Linked DNA regions of Mus musculus: regions 1 and 2 are each linked to region 3. The links are chromatin loops, found by intact Hi-C in ENCODE. Cell type or tissue: heart. All regions are shown on one strand. Links, peaks and the distances in the headings refer to the core of each region. The heading gives the core; the rest is flanking DNA.

Region 1 (5,637 bases), core at 385-5,384, 700 kb after region 3:
CCTGTGCAACTCCCAGCCACCTCAAAGCACAGAGATCCACTTGCTGAGGTGTGTCTTCCCCAGACCAGCCTGAGGCTCTCAATAATTCCAAAAAGGCGCCCTCTAATCACTGTGCATCCTGCACTGTTGTAGAGGCTCAGTGACAAGAGTACTACTCAGCTGTTAAAAAGAATGAATTTATGAAATTCCTAGGCAAATGGATAGACTTGGAGGGCATCATCCTGAGTGAGGTAACCCAATCACAAAAGAATTCACATAATATGTACTCACCTATAAGTGGATATTAGCCCAGAAACTTAGGATACACAAGATATAAGATACAATTTGCTAAACACATGAAAGTCAAGACACTTTGTTCCTTCTTAGAATTGGGAACAAAACTCCCATGGATGGAGTTACAGAGACATCCTTTGGATCTGTGATGAAAGGATGGACCATCTAGAGACTGCCATATCCAGAGATCCATCCCATGATCAGCTTCCAAACACTGACACCATTGCATACACTAGCAAGATTTTGCTTAAAGGACCCAGATATGGTTGTCTCTTGTGAGACTATGTCGGGACCTAGCAAACACAGAATTGGATGCTCACAGTCAGCTATTGGATGGATCACAGGGCCCCCAATGGAGGAGCTAGAGAAAGTACCCAAGTAGCTGAAGTGATCTGCAATCCTATAGGTGGAACAACAATATGAACTAACCAATACCCCCCTCCCCCCCCCCCCCCCGCCCCAGGAGCTCCTGTCTCTAGCTGCATATGAATCAGAAGATTGCCTAGTTGGCCATAAGTGGAAAGAGAGGCCCATTGGTAGTGCAAACTTTATATGCCTCAGTACAGGGGAATGCCAGGGCCAAGAAGTGGGAGTGGGAGGGTGGGGGAGTGGGTGGGGGAACGTGTGGGGGACTTTTGGGATAGCATTGGAAATGTAAAAGAAATAAATACCCATTAAAAAATAAATAATTTTTTAAAAAATGTGTTGCACAAACTGGTGTTTTTCTGCACCATCTTACTCTGCTGGAACTGTACAGGATATAGAACTGTAGCCAAACTACTGATTGTACTCAAGTAATAGTAAGAAAAGCACCATGGTTATTTAATGACTCATTCTATCGCAGACCTACCTTAGTTTTGGAAGTTGATTTGTAGTGGCTATAGTGGTAAAAGTCCATTTCTATCTCAGGTCTCATTGAATACAAACCCCATCTATTGCTGTATTGAATTTTTATTTTTTGAAAAGTTCTATTCAATTTAATGTTTTTTCACAAAAAGTTATTGTGTATATTAAGATGCAATTCAGATATTTTTCTTATTAGATTTATATTCCCACTGTGCATACATGGGAATTTAGTATTTAGGTTTGAAACTGCCAGTTATATAGTAATCTACTTTTCATGTGATAGTTTGTATTTAATTTTTCTATTCATTATCTTATAGTTGTGTTTATGCAATTTTTACTTAAGAAAGTTTAAAGTTCTTTAAACATTTCACAAGATCTGGTGTCTCCTGTTTCTTTTATGGCATAGTAATAAAACCTGGTTTGTGAGGTGACCTGAGAAGCAGGTGTTGAGGGTGTGACTCACCAGCTGAAGCCTTAGATACATTGTGCACACCAGTGATTGTTACTCTGTTCTGGGCCTCTGTAGTGGAGTTGGGATGTTCCAGAGAGCATCCACTCCTTTATCGTGGGTTGTAGAGGGAGAATATATGTGCAGCTCAGGTGAGCAGTGTCCAACTGAGCTGTAGAGTGTGAGCAATGGAGAAACCTATTGATGTGCATGGGGTCACTTGTCACTGAAGCTACTCTGCATTACTCGAAATAGGAAGTCAGGCAGGTCCAATCCTGATCCCTACCACAGACTGAGACTGAGACTGGAAAAGGAAACAGTATCTTCATAGTTTTGCCCAGATTTAGGGAGAAAAAATTTCACAATTCTCTTTTGTCTCTAGCACCTTTAGGATGTATAGAAAAGACAACACAGATTTGGGGAAATGGCTCAATTGGCCAAGTACTTGCCAGTAAGTGTAAGAATCCAAGTTGCACCCAGGGCCCCATTAAGATAAGCCATGATGTGTGGCTGTAAGCCTGAAGAGTCCAGGTCCTTTATGGCAGAGTGTTTTTCCATCTTATCTTTTTCCTCCAGCCCAACTCCGCCTTGGGAGCATGTTTTTTTGTTTTGTTTTGTTTTTTGTTTTTGTTTGTTTTTTGTTTTGTTTTGTTTTGTTTTGTTTTGTTTTTTTTTCCCTAATCACCCATTCTTGCTTTTTCTGTAATCGATTACTTGAGAACAGAAGATCCTCAAAATCCTCTGGAAGCTCTTCTGGTCCTTGCTATCATCTGATATCAGTAGTGTCTATTTTCAAATGCTTAATGTGTATGTCGAGAAATGGCTGCCAAATCTCAAGCTTGGTGGTAGATGGGCAGCGCTTACCCTTGTATGATGTGTTCAGTCATCAGCACCTTTGGTGGGACACACAGGTGTAGCTTTAAAATGTTTGTGGATGTTCCACTCCACATGGAGCAGACAGCTAAGCTCAGTAAGAAGATGAAGTTTCCAAGTAGCAGTTGTATTGCAGTTGACACTGTTTCTTCACAGGACGACTCATAATATTCACGTGGTATGCCATTTGATGTAGCTGACGTTCAGTAAAGGCAATGTAGACTTTAGAAGAGGAAAGTGGGCCCATATAAAAAATATCGAGATTCATAAAGAACTATCCAAGTACATCTGTTTTTCTTCAGAGCTGGGACTGAATGTAGGACCTCACTGATGGGGAGCAACCACTATGCCAACTTACAACATCAGTAACAACAACAACAACAACAACAACAACAACCAGCAACATGCACCGCCCCCAGACTCTATTATTATTATCTTAAAAGGCAATTCATCTAAGTTACGGCCAGGCTATTTTTTTGGAAGTTGAATGCTGCCCTCTGCTGGCTGCCATGGAGGAGGGCACGCTTTCACAATAACCCACACAGCCTCAGAGGTGAAAGCCAGATTTAACGTATTTTAACCAAAAAAAAAAAAAAAAGATTGCTTCTTTTACAAAGTAAGTAAAATATGATTCTTTTAAAAAGTGTAAAATATAGAAAAAGTGAATATGGAAAAATATAAATTTCCTATAACTCCTTAGTCCAACACCTTGGTGAATTTTTTCTTTGCCCATTCCCCTCTTTCATTTTCCCTTTTCCGCTGCGTGTGTGTATATGTTGTTTGCTTATTTCTTTATTTAGAATTAGAGTTTTGTATATAGCTGAGGCTTACCTTGAAACTGAACTTTCCTTGTCTCTGCTTCAGAGTACTGGGTTATCAGGGGGACATTACCACTCCCAACCATCCTGTCATTATGTGCACATTGATTCATGTATTGGATTGAAACATGTTTCCCTTTATCCAAGGCTGTCTTAGACCTTTCTAGTTAGCCTGTGATTTCTGACCCTATTGGTTCAACTTCGGGAATGATGGGATTTCAGGGGTGTGCCAACATACGCAGTTTACTCAGGCTTATGCATGTGGGCATCTAAGCAATTTAACTCAAATTTGAATCTCCAACCTGTACCTGGTACTCCCATTTTGAGGTGCTGGCATGAAATCCAGTTGTACAGCATGCTGAGCAAGCACGTTGCCATTGAGCTCCAGCCTGTCTCTCTTGTTTCTATCATATAATATTTGGACCTGTGTTCCAAACTCTGTTTTCATACGAGTCTTAGTTGCATTTAACAGTTATTGAAAATTTTCTATATGCTAAGCAGTTTATTAGGCAACAGGGATAAAAAAATGAAAGGCTGGTGATGTGACTCATTTGTTGATGCTATAGCCCTTAGCCTAGAGGGTACTGAACCCCACGTTTTATTTCCAACCATGAAAATCTAAAATAAGGATGGAGGGATGGTTCAATATATTAAAATTTATCAAAGTAACCCACTATATAAACAAATTTAAAGAAAAAAATCACATGACCATCTCAGTAGATGCTGACAAGGTACTTTACTATTAATCCCACTTTTTTTTTCTAGGTGTTCAGACGAAAGCCCCAAATTTTCTTGCTAATCATGGTATCATATTGCTGTAAGAACTCAGGAGGGAGAGGCAGGAGGATGGCCCCAAGTTCATGATCTCATAACACGTTTGAAGCCCAGCAGACACACATAGGGAAAAATGCCTATCAAAGCAAAAGCAAACTCCACTGTGAATGTAGAAATGAGCAGAAGAGCACTTGACACCTTAGCTCACAACTTCCTGCAACTCCAGCTCGAAGGAACTCAACACTCCTCCGTGGCCTCTGTGGCTTTCTGTACCCACATTCTCATATCCACATGCACAAACATAATTCCAAATAAAACCATTCTTTTTCATAGGAATTCAAAGCATTGAGAGAGAGGAAGGACACAGAGCCCCACACAGACTATAACATCAACCGTCTCAGTCAGAAATCTCAGTTGCTAATCATAATCATTACAGTGTATCACCTGAGATATTAGGTTCCTTTTTTTAAATGTGGGTTTCTGGGGCCTGTAAATGGAGTCTCTTCTTTGAGAGTTATTAAGTGATGCCCGGGAATTTGCAAGTTCCCAGGTGACACTGTCAATACTGCCCTTAGGATCAACCTTGAAACATTAGGTCTAGGTGAGACAAGCATAGTGAATCACATCACTGTTTCTTTGTTCACACTCTAACAAATGGAAGAATGCTTGGCTCTTTGAAGTGCCTAACATTATGATTTATTTTCCCTTGCTTCTGTAATACAAGGCAAATAAGGAGTGACTTGTGAGTGATATGGCTGAGGTTTAATCACTCATTGCAAGTAATTCTGCATTCTCAGTTTATTAAATAATTCTGCATTCTCAGTTTATTAAGTAATTCTGCATTCTCAGTTTATTAATATATGAGAAAATGCATCCTTTTTGGAAGTAGAGCTGTCTGTTAAATAGGTCAGTCTTTCAGTGCTGCAATTTATTACACTATATAGCATTCTAAACGTGTACCATTTACTCCAGCTGTCTTCTAGAAAATTACCATATAGAATGATCTAAGCATATGCTGCAATTATATAATACATGCAACTTCTCTATGAGCGTAATTTAGCAAAATCTCTCTGGAAACGGCTTAAATTTCCAGCAATGGGAAACTGGATACATGCAATGGAGACATTCATTGTGACCTGAAAAGAAAGATGAAAGTAGAGAGAGCAAGTGGGAGGTATTGTCCTTATCATTCCTCACTACTCCCCCATCCTGTGAGGACACAGATGATTACAAGTTGTGCACTGTACTGTACATTGGAAATAGATTGTAAATTTGTGGCACCCATTTTCTTACTCAGTGCTGCCAGTCGTGTTTGATGCTCTCTTGCCCCAGGAACAAATTATATTTGTGGGAAATAGATGCATTATATTGTGGATTCAAGAACTCTAGGAACAAAAGTATAAGAGAACATTATGCCAGAAAACAGGAAGGGCTATACAGTTTGCAGACACCAACTATATCCTTACTAGAGAAAATGGAGTCAGTACCAGGCTGGTGGTTGCCAAATTGCTGGAACACAGACATAGGGCAATAGCTATGATATATTTAATGAAAAGTTCCCATTACTTATGGGTTTGAGAAACACTTAGTTTTATTATCTTTGAA
Region 2 (5,637 bases), core at 385-5,384, 150 kb after region 3:
GCAGCCTCAGTTGCAATTGATGGCCCAGGACTTGTAGTGGTCATTCAAAGGAGTTGAGGCTTGGCGCCATGAAGAGAGCCTATGAGAATATATTGGTGAAGTCTAGTTGCACCTGAATACAGCAGTGTTTTGGAGATGCCAGTGCCATGAGATGACCACCAAAACCAGCAGCACCAGTGGAGTACAGGCTTCTGCAGCCTAGAAGAAAAAGTGTGTGCTACAAAGGGCAGAGCTGGAGAAGTGACCCAAGCCCTTGGGGAATCCTAGAAGATTATGAGTGGATAGGAGACATTAGACTGTTGGAGTTTGATTTTTTTTTTGATTATGACTATGCTGTGATATTTTCCCTCTTGAAATAAGAAGGTATTTTAGTGGAGCCCACAGTTGAGAGACTTTTAATTGTAAAAAAGACTTTTGAATATAAAAGATATTGGATATTTTAAAGGGGCTGAAATTTTAATATGTAAGAATTTGCAAAAACTCTGGAACTTTTAGTTATTGAGATCTTTGGGATGAATAGGATAGTAAGGGTCGAGGTTTAATAGTGATGAGTTTGTGTATCAAGTTGACAAGAGGTCAATTGTACTGGCTGTTTTTGTGTGTCAACTTGACACAGGCTGGAGTTATCACAGAGAAAAAAGCTTCAGTTGAGGAAATGCCTCCATGAGATCCAGCTGTAAGGCATTTTCTCAATTAGTGATCAAGTTGAGTGGGCCCACCATTGGTGGTGCCATCTCTGGGCTGGTAGTCTTGGGTTCTATAAGAAAGCAAGCTGAGAAGTCCAGGAGAAACAAAACAGTAAGTGTATCCTTCCATGGCCTTTGCATCAGCTCCTGCTTTCTGACCTGCTTGAGTTCTAGTTCTGACTTCCTTTGATGATCAACAGCAATGTGGAAAGTGTAAGCTGAATAAACCCTTTTGTCCCTAACTTGTTTCTTGGTCATGATGTTTGTGAAGGAGTAGAAACCCTGACTAAGAAAAAAGCCCCTTTTCTTCAATAACTGTCTGAGAGTAAGCAAACAAAGGCTGTATGTGGCATAGTCTAGAATTTTAGGTAGAAGATTAGGCGTTTGAAAAAGGAAAACGTTGAGCTAGAGATATAGATCAGTTGTGGAGAGTTTACCTGGCATGCAGAGATGCCCTCAGTCTAATCTCTATCAAGGGAAAGAAACAAACCCAAAAGTTCTGGGAGCAATTTATTATCAAAAGATATTATGTATGTCATTTCATATATTAAATTACAAACACACACACACACAATTTCAATTTCACCGGGGTAAAGCACACCCTTAAACTGCTTCTATACATGTGTATGGCTATTTCAAATTGCTCCTCCCCCTTTAGTGAACTCTGCTGAGGGGACTATCTCAGGAAGCAAGGCTATTTAAAATGCACCCTAACAAGGAAGAAATATTGTTGAATGATTTTTTCTTTTGTTTGTATGTGTAGTGTACATATACATATGTGTTGCCATGTGTGTGTATGTGATTGTTCTAGGTGTAGGGCCTGGTGCAATTTCCACTGTCCACGGTAGCATGGCAACTGATGTCATTGTGTAGGTCTTGTTAGGTGACCATAGTGTTGAGATTTTCCCTGTCACATATGGAAGACAGTTTTTCTTAGTTCAAGTCCTGTTCACCTAGCTCTTACAGTCTTTCTGTCCTATCTTCTGAAATATGCCCTAAACCCTAGGTAAGGGATTATGTTGTAGATCTGTCCATTGGGAATGCCCCCTCCTCCACAGTCAGTCATTGCCAGAAATTTGACCATCTGCTGGGAAAAGGAACTTCTTTGGTGAAGGGCAAGACCTCCTAAGCTCATCTGTGGGTATAAGGATGAGTATGTAGAATGCAGTTTGAAAGTCTTTGAAATTGACAGTAGTGGACTTCCCTCTAGTGGCCATTATTTCACTATATTCTAGCATTTGTTCGGATGGTTTGTTGTTTTGTTTTGTTTTTTTCATCCCTTTTAAAATATTTATATTTTGGTAATAGGTTTTAGGATTCTTTTGGCTTTTTTCTTTGTCCTTTTCATGTTCTGATTTGCATTTTTCACACAATATATTTTGATTATGTATTTACCCTCCCCCAAGTCCTTCCAGATTCATTTCTCCTGGCCAAGTACTCTGGAGCATGGGCCCTGCCATGGAGTATGTTTGACATATTCAGTGGCATTCCAGTATAGAAACCTGGTCTTCTCTTTGCTGGCAGGTACCAGTTGCAAACAGGTACATGGTTAGTGGTGGTTCCTTGTGTCTACTTCTCTTTCTGAGTGCTTGGATCCCATCTGGCTCCAACCCACATAGGTCTTGTGCATGTTGCCACTGTCTCTGAATTCACATGCGTATTGGTCCTGTTTTCTCAAAAAGACACTGTTTTCTTGGAGTCACCTTCACCTATTGCCCTTACAATTGTTTCTCTGACTACATACATCCATGAAGCTTTAAAACATGATTTTGAAAACAACATCATGTTGTGGACTGAGAAACCCAAAGTTTCTCACTCTCTGCACATTGTTCATTGTGGTTATCTGTGTTAGTTTTCATTTGATATAAGAAAATTCTTTCCTGATGTTGTTGAGTTGCATTGTCATTATGGGTATAGATGTATGTCATTAGGCATTATTTTATACTCATTGTTCCTTTACAAGAACAATATTAGTAAGCCTTCCAGTATGCCAACGATCTATGCAGTCTCAGATTTTTGTACATCTCAACACTGTTGAAGCACTTGTTTCCCCTCATGAGGTACATCTTAAATCTATTCAAAATAGATTCATTGCTCCCCTAACATTTATGCCACTGTCATACCAGTATAACTTAGAGACTTGTTGCCGTTGTAAGAGGTTTAATAGCTAGGTCATATTTCTGATTACATTTCTCCTTTGGTAGCCAACAGAGTACCTTCTAGTACCATGAAGTCTTTTAAGTAGGGGTGAATTAGTTGGACACAAATTCAATTTCAATTTTGGAGTTCATACCTGTTAAACACAGGGCCCTGATTCTAATCTCTTGCAGGAAGAAACTAAAACAAACAATCCAACATGACTCAGGTTGCCCTCTTACTCTTCTGTCAGCCCTTTTCGCCTTGCCTTCTTGTCCATTTACATTTCTTTGTGACAAATGCCAACATGAAGAATGTTTCTCTTCAAGGCTCTCCACAAGCTGACACATGTGGATAAGGTCCAGAGTGAGCAAAAAGTACCAAAGAACAGGAGACCAACCCAAGACAAGACCAGAAAACTATGCCAGGAGATATTTGAAACATCATGACACCCAGTACCTAGATCCCAGTGCAAAACTACAAACCTTAAAAGTCAAGACAATATGTTTCCCCCAGAAGCCTGATACTCTATTGTAAGAGGTCCCACAAAGAGGAATTTAATGGAAACTAATGAAAAAGACTTGAAAATAAAAACTATGAACATATTCATAAACTTTAAAAGGGCATGAATAAATGCCTTACTTGATAAAGACCATGGAAATACAACCAAACAGTTGTATTTCCAAACAGAATAAAATACTGAAAACATTTCAAGACGTGAAAGTAGAATTTAACAAAGAAATGTAATCAGAAAAAAAAAAACCCAACCCAAGCTGAAATGAAACTCAAAATGAACAAACTTAGAAAATAAAGCAAAAAACTTCAGAGGTAAGACAAATGATTTAAAAACAAAGAAGTAGGGCTAGAGAGGCAACTCAGCAGTGAAGAGCATCAGCTGCTATTCCAGAGATCATGGATTCAATTCCCATCACCCACATGATGGCTCACACTGTCTATAACTATAAAGGAATCTCCATTAATTATTTGATTGACTATTAAAGAAGACAAATAGCCAACTGTTGGGTGAAAATGAGGAGGCATGTTTTCTAGACAAGATAGGAAGTCAGAGGAGGAGAGTTTCAGGAGAAAGGGAACAAAGGAGGAAAGAGGGGAGAGTTGTTGGTAGGAATATGGAGCAGAACTGCATGGCCTGTAGATACTGCAAGTACCAGGAATTTCATAGCTGTGGAAGAAAGTGGTGTAGAGGCCTATCTGCCCAATATAGGCATGCAGTTTATAAATATATACTGAGTATTTTTTTCCTTGCATGGGTTGGAGATTTACAACAAAATGGCACCCCAATGTATGGAATAGAACTCAACTAACCTGAGATAAAAGATCACTGCCCCTCCCCTCACTCCCAATACAAGGCTGGGACAGCAATCTAGGCTGTGGCAGTGTATGGATCAAAAACTGACTGGATCTGAGGGGCCTACAGAAAACTGCATAGAAGCTCCCTTCCCAAGCTTCAGGCAGAACACTTTGGCAAGGGGCAGCACCCCAGCATGGGGCTGGACTTGGGTAGACACAATGAACTAATCTGTGCATCTAAACCTGAGAGAGCCTTTCTGTGTTTGCTGCCCGGTATTCCTCGTGTCTATACAGGACAATGACAGCCAGAATTTGAATGGAACAGCAGAGGGAGACAAAGATACACAGGACTCCAGATCAGGTAATAAGCATCATACATTGATACTTAAAGTTGAGAAAAAACTGTAAATACCTTTTGGGCTTTAAAGGATGATATTCTGAATGGTTTAACAGGGAGGGATTTAAAGGAAATAGACATCTTGTCACTTACCGGTATTGCAATATTTATTCTTTTGATCTACTATGTCATCTCAAAAGATAGGGCCCTAGATAAAAATTCCTTCCATTATGTAATTGTTATTGCTGGTTGTCAAATTGACTATATCTGGAATTAACTACAATCCAGAATTGGAAGGTTCACCTGTGATCCAGACCTTGAGGCTGGGAGATACATGTTTCTGATGTGGTTCTTGGCATGGAGACCTTCAGGCATACTGTCTATGAATCCCAAGAGACTAATGCAAGGCGATCTCTGAGTTCAAGGTCATCTGGGACAAAGCAAGTCCCAGATCTAGGTGGTACATACTTTTAATCTAGGCTAATCTTTCTGCTGGAGACCTACATAAGGACATTGGAAGAAGGAAGATTCCCTCTTCTTCACCTGCTTACCTTATGGGACTGAGCAGCTACTAGATGTGACTTACATTCACAGCTGGCCTTTGTTGGGGAGTTGGACTACAGACTGTAAGTCATCATAACAAATTACCTTACTATATAGAGACTATCTTTAAGTTTTGTGACTCCAGAGAACACTGAGTAGTACACCTTAGTAAAGAGATTACAGGTTACACTAGAACTTAAGGTTCAGGATTTTATAGGCCAAGATAAGCAAGAGAAAAAAAATAAAAAAATGGTTGGAGACAGGAACTAGAAGAGACACTAGGAAAAATGATTCAACAATTCACAGATCAGACTGAACAGCAAGAAGATAGAGATAAAATTCGGAAGCAAAGTCTAGAGGATAATTTACTAAAGCTAGCAAATCAAAATAAGGCAGATTCTGCAAAATCAGAATTAAAATATAAAGAGAAGTTAAGATTATAGAAGCAGGACCTAGAACCAAAGATACAGACAAGTATAGAGCAACATGAACAACAGAAAAAAAATTAAGACTTGGAAATGTGGCCTAGAGGAAACACTAGAATTGAAGACACAGGAAATTATAGATCAGAATAAGAGACAGAAAGATGAAAATGAATGTGGGAGACAGGGATTGAAAAATATT
Region 3 (5,637 bases), core at 269-5,268:
GCCCCTAATTCATTGGGATCTACTTGCCTCTGCTTCTCAGGTGCTAGGATTAAAGGTGTACACCACTATGTTTGGCTAATATATTAGTTTTAAAAGGATGAAATTTCTATTTACAAATAATCTCCCTTTAAAAAGTTATTTATTTATTTATTTATTTATTTATTTATTTATTTTTAAATCTTTCTCCAGACAGGGTTTTTCTTTGTGTAGCCTTGGCTGTCCTGGAACTTGCTCTGTAGACCAGACTGGCCCCAAACTCACAAAGGTCTGCCTGGCTTTGTAGTGCTGGGATTAAAGGTATACGCCACTATCTCCCGGTTAACAATAATCTCTTGAAGGTTTCTTTAGTATTTTACAACGTTGTAGACCTGCCTTAGAAACATTACTTTCAGGTGCATGATACTCTTAAGGAAAGCCAAGTTCACTTACTTCCTGACTTCCTTTGACTCTCATTTTACTGTTCTGTCTAGGGCACAAGTAGAGGAAAGGCTAGATATCATGGAGATGAGTGGATTTCATGCAGTTGTTGTGAAAACCACAACTCCCTTCTTCCAGGGAATAAGAGATACTTTCTTCGGGATCCATTTTGTGGGACCTTGGCCCAGGAATACAGAATTAGTTTACCCCAATGCCAAGTTCCATCATGGAAGGAGTTTTATAGTTTTATTTTTTACAAATAGTTTTATAGGACAAAGGAAGTCATGAATCAAGTCAAGTTTAAAATACATTGATGGGTAAACCAGAGAGGTATGAACAAGATGGAAGAGCTATTCTATAGGCCTAAGATGTTATCTGATGACAGTCTTAGCTCTGGGATTGGCAGAGCTAATGCTTTACTAAATTAATAGCTTCTAAGGGACTTTTATTTATTATCATAAGATATTAGTCCTAAGCAAATAGCTTCTAAGAGGTTTCTATTTATTATCACAGAATGTTAGCTTTAAGTTAATAGTGCCAATGAGCTTTTTATTTATTATTGCAAGATGTTAGTTCTAAAGTTACCACCTTCCAAAAGATTTTTTTCTATTATCACCAGGTGTTAGTGTTCAGATACTGAGTGGGGCCAGGAAGGCTAAACCTAGCTCAAGATAAAGCACTTAGCCTCTGAACCTGCACAATTCTAATCTCTCTATAATTCTGAAATTCCAGTGGGCCTATCATTTTCTGCAGACATAAACACAACCACACACAGCGTCTTTTCAGGGATTTTCATCGCAAAACTCTTTGTTTAAATAAAAGAAACTTTGGAGAGGAAAAAAAAGTGCAATGCACCAAGGAGTTGCTAGGCTGGACACAGGGATCTTTGCTGCCTGGATGCTCTATTTGGCTTCTCTTCAATATAGTTAAGAAAGGGGCCTGACCAGAGAACACAGAGACTTAATTCCAGGAAAACAACAAAGGCTGAAATAGCTGGAAGAAAAGTTCTCTAGAGCCCTGACCTCAAGGTTGGCTTCTTAATAAAATCCCATAAGAAAAACACCAGTAAACTACACATCCAAAGCATTCCTGATGCTAAAGTAACTGTCAGTAAGAATTGATTCCCATTCCCAAACTTGGTGCTGCACTGCCTATAATCTCAGCATTCTGGAGGTGGAGCCATGAGGATTAGTTCAAATCTGGCCTTGGTGAAATGCCAAGTTCCGGACCAGCTTCGACTACAGGACACTGTGGCTCAAACACAAGCAAACATACAAACAAAAAAGAAAGAAAGAGCTGGGCAGTGGTGGCGCATGCCTTTAATCCCAGCACTTGGGAGCTAGAGACAGGCGGATTTCTGAGTTCGAGGCCAGCCTGGTCTACAAAGTGAGTTCCAGGACAGCCAGGACTATACAGAGAAACCCTGTCTCGAAAAAACAAAAAACAAAAAAAGGAAAGCAATGTAGATCATTTGTGTTCAAAGTATACCTTCTTTTGGTAAAGGATGTGATCCCCCCCCCCGCCGGTGTTTTAGGGTACAGGTAAAATCATCCAAAAAGGTTTCATGATCAGAGAGGTAAGGGCTGAACGGGAGGCGATCTGGCTCAAGGCTCGAATGGCTAGAACATAAGGAGACCAGGGCTGTGTGGCTGCAAGTCACAAGCTCTGTTCTTTGGCCTAGAACAGGAGCTTTGGAAGTTACTTACCGGTAATGCTTAGGGAAGCTGGCAGCGACCTCACTCGTACCACTGCGCCAACGCGAAAATCAGCCAATCCTAGACCGCAGATTACAGCTTCCTTCCGGTGAGAAGGCGGGACTTCGGCTGATTTTCGCTAGGGTGAGGATGGGCGTTCGGGCTTTCATCGCGGATTCGGATCGCCGTACTCTCTTAGGCAAGTACGAGTGATTTTGGCGGTTTTCTCCATTCCGCTTACCTTCCGGAGTCTTCATTTCTACAACAGTTGACTGAAAAGCGGCAGGAAAATAATTTTGTTCCGTGAGGGTGAGTTTCAATTTCTGTGGCCGCTAGATGGCAATGTTAACCGCGGTATCGGAGTCCTGCCCACTCCACCCCGCCCTTTGTGCTTAAAAAAAAAGTAGTCTTTCTAAATTATGCTTCCTCAATCTGGTTCTCTTTTGCTTTTTTTTTTTTTTTTTGCTTGCCTGTGGATAAAGCCCTTTGCTCTTATAGTAGGCGGTTTAAATTCTGTTGGGCAGCTACTTGTGTTTTGGCTTTTCTAAAAGTCATTCTTTAACTTGTCTTTAGGATTAACATTAGAGGATCTTTATAAACATCCTCGTTCTTTTATTTAACCGTTTGCAGGGGTACTAATGAAAACAATTCTTATCCACATTGCAATCATCCAGACTCAATGCAGTTTACAATACTTGATTTAGGGATTATTTTTTTCTTCCCCATTCCCATGGGTATAATTTAAGCATACAGAAATGAGTATTTGTGTTATTGCTTTAACAATTTAAGAAAAGTGAAATCCCACTGAACCCCCCCTGACAGGTAATGATTAGAAAAAAGACCCTAGGAACTGGAGAGATGGCGAAGCAGTTAAGAGCTAGTACTGCTCCTACAGAGGACCCTTCCTAGGACACACCTTGGCTCTAGACAGTCAGATGCCTCTGGCCTACACCCACATGCACAGACACGTGCATGATTACAAGGTGATAAAAATGAATCTTAAAATGAGAAAAAGACTTGAACTTTTTTTCCAAATGTGACGACATCATCTAATAACTGATTTTCCTCCTTATGCCAATGTCAGGTATCATAAAGGATGATGCCTAAGGAGAGGATCATACTTGCTTTTTCCTCCTTGCTCACCATTATACTTTCTGCTCAGCATCAGAACTGCTATGTGTTCTCAACATTGGTGGTATTTGTTGAACAAATGACCAAGTGCCTGATTTCTTCAGGGTACAATTCTTTATCCATACAACATTACTGGGTCAGATCAGGCCTGGTGGTACAGGCCTGTAATCTAGCTACTGGGAAGATGGGTGGGAAGGGTTGCAGTTCAAGGCCTGCCTGTGCTGTTGAAGGCTGAGTGAGTTGAAGGCCAGCTGGGACTGTTTAATGAAACTCTGTCCATTGACTTTCTTTTGAAAGATGTTTATCTGTATCTATCTTACTGCTTTCTCGAGGGGAGAGTATAACTAAGTATTGACATTCTGATGCATGCACTAAAACTGAAGACTTACTTTTCTCATTTTGAAAATAATAAAAAGAAAAGAAGAGAAAAGAAAAAAAATCAGGAGATCTGGAGATATTGTTTCATTTTAGGCCAAACTTCTACTAGATGAAGGAAAGCATTTTACAAAGCAAGTGTGTGATTAGACAGTGATGGACTAGGGATGTTGGCAAATTTTTGGTAGTCTGGTTGCTCATCTTGATACCCGTGGTTATTGTCTCAGTACCTGTGTACTACCATTTTTGTAAAGGAGAGTGGAAGAAGAACCTGCTTTAGGGGGTGGTGGCCCACATAGGCCAACAGCTTGTGTCCTAGTAATGGCGGGGGGGTGGATGCTTGCTTACTTTTTACTTTTTTTTTTTTTTTTTTTTTTTTTTTTTTTGAGCAGGTTTCCATTATCCCAGAGTAGTTTTGAAGTGGCAATTTAGTCTAGCTAAGGATGACCAGAGTTTCTGGTTCCATATCCCTCAAGTGCTGGGATTACAGGTGTAATGTCAGGGGAATATAAAGAAGGAAAGCATATCAGTGTACATTTTTAAAGATAATTTCTCTATAAAGTGAAAAAAATTTTTATTGTACAGACTTACTGTTTCAACATCGCCATTTATTCACAATGCAATTTTAGAAGTAGATTTGTTAGGTCCAAAGGCCAAACAGTTCATTCACTCTTGAAAGAGTATTCTTTCTATGAGGATTCTTGTTTACCATGCCTTTCCTATGATTTAAAATATCAAATTATTATAAATATTAGAAGCTAATATTTAATATAAACAACACTTATTGCCATATATAATTACATTAAATATTAATTTAATAAATTGCTTTAATGTTAAAGTATTAAATAATATTTATGCTTATATGTAACTAATAAAATTTGACTTAATATTATTTAATTATTAAATATAAATATATTGTTATTGTTATTATTTTGGTACTGAGTATTGACCATGTATATGCTAGTCAAATGCTCTATATCTGACCTACAGAGTCCAGGCCTAATGTTTTTGATTTGTTTGTTTGCTTGTTTGTTTTTCCAGGCAAGGTTTCTCTAGGTGGCCCAGGCTGTCCTTGAACTCAGAGGTCTGCCTGCCTCTGCCTCCTGAGTGCTGAGGCATGTACCAGTACCACCCTGCTCCTAGGTTTGTAAAGGTAGTTAGATTATAATTTTAATAGTTGCAGGTATAGAAATGAGCTACCATCCATCATCTGCATTGCAAATTCTTCTTTTTTTGAAAGTGAATTATAACAATTTATTAACAAGGCAGACAGTTTTTTCACCGCAGTAGGTAAAGTTGACTTAATTTGTTTCACAGCTTTGGGTATTGTCCTTACACACAGAGGCCATCCATACATCTGTGGATTGTTCCACTTTTAAAATATATGCTGCTGAAGTGAGCATTGCATTGCAAGACTTTGACTTTTTTTTTAAAACTTTGCAGTTATATTTATCATTTTCAGATGTATAATTATCTTTTTCTATAACCAGATTTATTGATCTTTTGCCCCAGTGCTGGGATAAAATTTTCTGCTTTGATTGTGCAAGGTGAGTGCCCAGCTGCTGAGCTCTACCCTCAGCACTCACCCCCTGTTTTAGGGACTTAGTCTTGTGTAGAAAGCTGAAGGGATCCCTCTGATTGACTCCACCCCTCCTGTTATTTATTTATTTATTTATTTATTCATTTATATTTTAATGTGCATTGGTGTCTTGCCTGCATGCGTGTCTGTATGAGGGTGTCAGATCTCAGAGTTACAGACAGCTGTGAACTGCCCTGTGTAGGGAATTGAACCTGGGTCCTCTGGAAGAGCAGCTAGTGTTTTTAACTGCTGAGCCACCTCTCCAGCTCCCTGTTGCTTATTTTATCGTTACTCTTCTTTTGAGTTTCTACTAACCCTGCTTAAACTCCCCACTAAAATGCCTTGAAGATCCAAAGAAACAGAAAGAAAAGAAAAAGAAAAAAAAAAAGAGAATCCACAGTATCTTCATAGGAATGCCCACCTTTAAATCCTTCCCCATTC

The links. Hi-C counts contacts between places; a loop is a spot of excess contacts. Peaks named below come from ENCODE experiments on the same cell type or tissue, not always from the same donor. Only the 100,000 strongest peaks of a DNase experiment are listed, where the experiment ranks them.
Region 1: it touches region 3 in a loop (19-fold over the local background); 3 of 42 quality-filtered maps call a loop at or near these places.
Region 2: a loop joins it to region 3, with 5 times the contacts of the local background. A loop is called at or near these places in 2 of 42 quality-filtered maps.

What each region holds. Positions count from the first base shown.
Region 1 is chrX:149,760,348-149,765,984 of GRCm38, reverse strand. No RefSeq gene overlaps it. Among named protein-coding and RNA genes, the nearest start is that of Gm15097, 21 kb to the left of the region's middle. In heart, for the core only: a CTCF peak has its summit at 2,942 (motif pointing left); no DNase peak of the experiment used is centred there.
Region 2 is chrX:150,304,932-150,310,568 of GRCm38, reverse strand. No RefSeq gene overlaps it. Among named protein-coding and RNA genes, the nearest start is that of Gm15104, 29 kb to the left of the region's middle. In heart, for the core only: no CTCF peak of the experiment used is centred there; no DNase peak of the experiment used is centred there.
Region 3 is chrX:150,455,745-150,461,381 of GRCm38, reverse strand. Tmem29 (transmembrane protein 29) reads left to right here and starts at 2,232. Exons shown (of 3, transcript NM_001359039.1): 1 at 2,232-2,310. It also overlaps a transcript of Apex2 not described here. In heart, for the core only: a CTCF peak has its summit at 2,417 (motif pointing right); a DNase peak (open chromatin) is centred at 2,201; H3K4me3 peaks cover 1,626 bases; H3K27ac peaks cover 872 bases.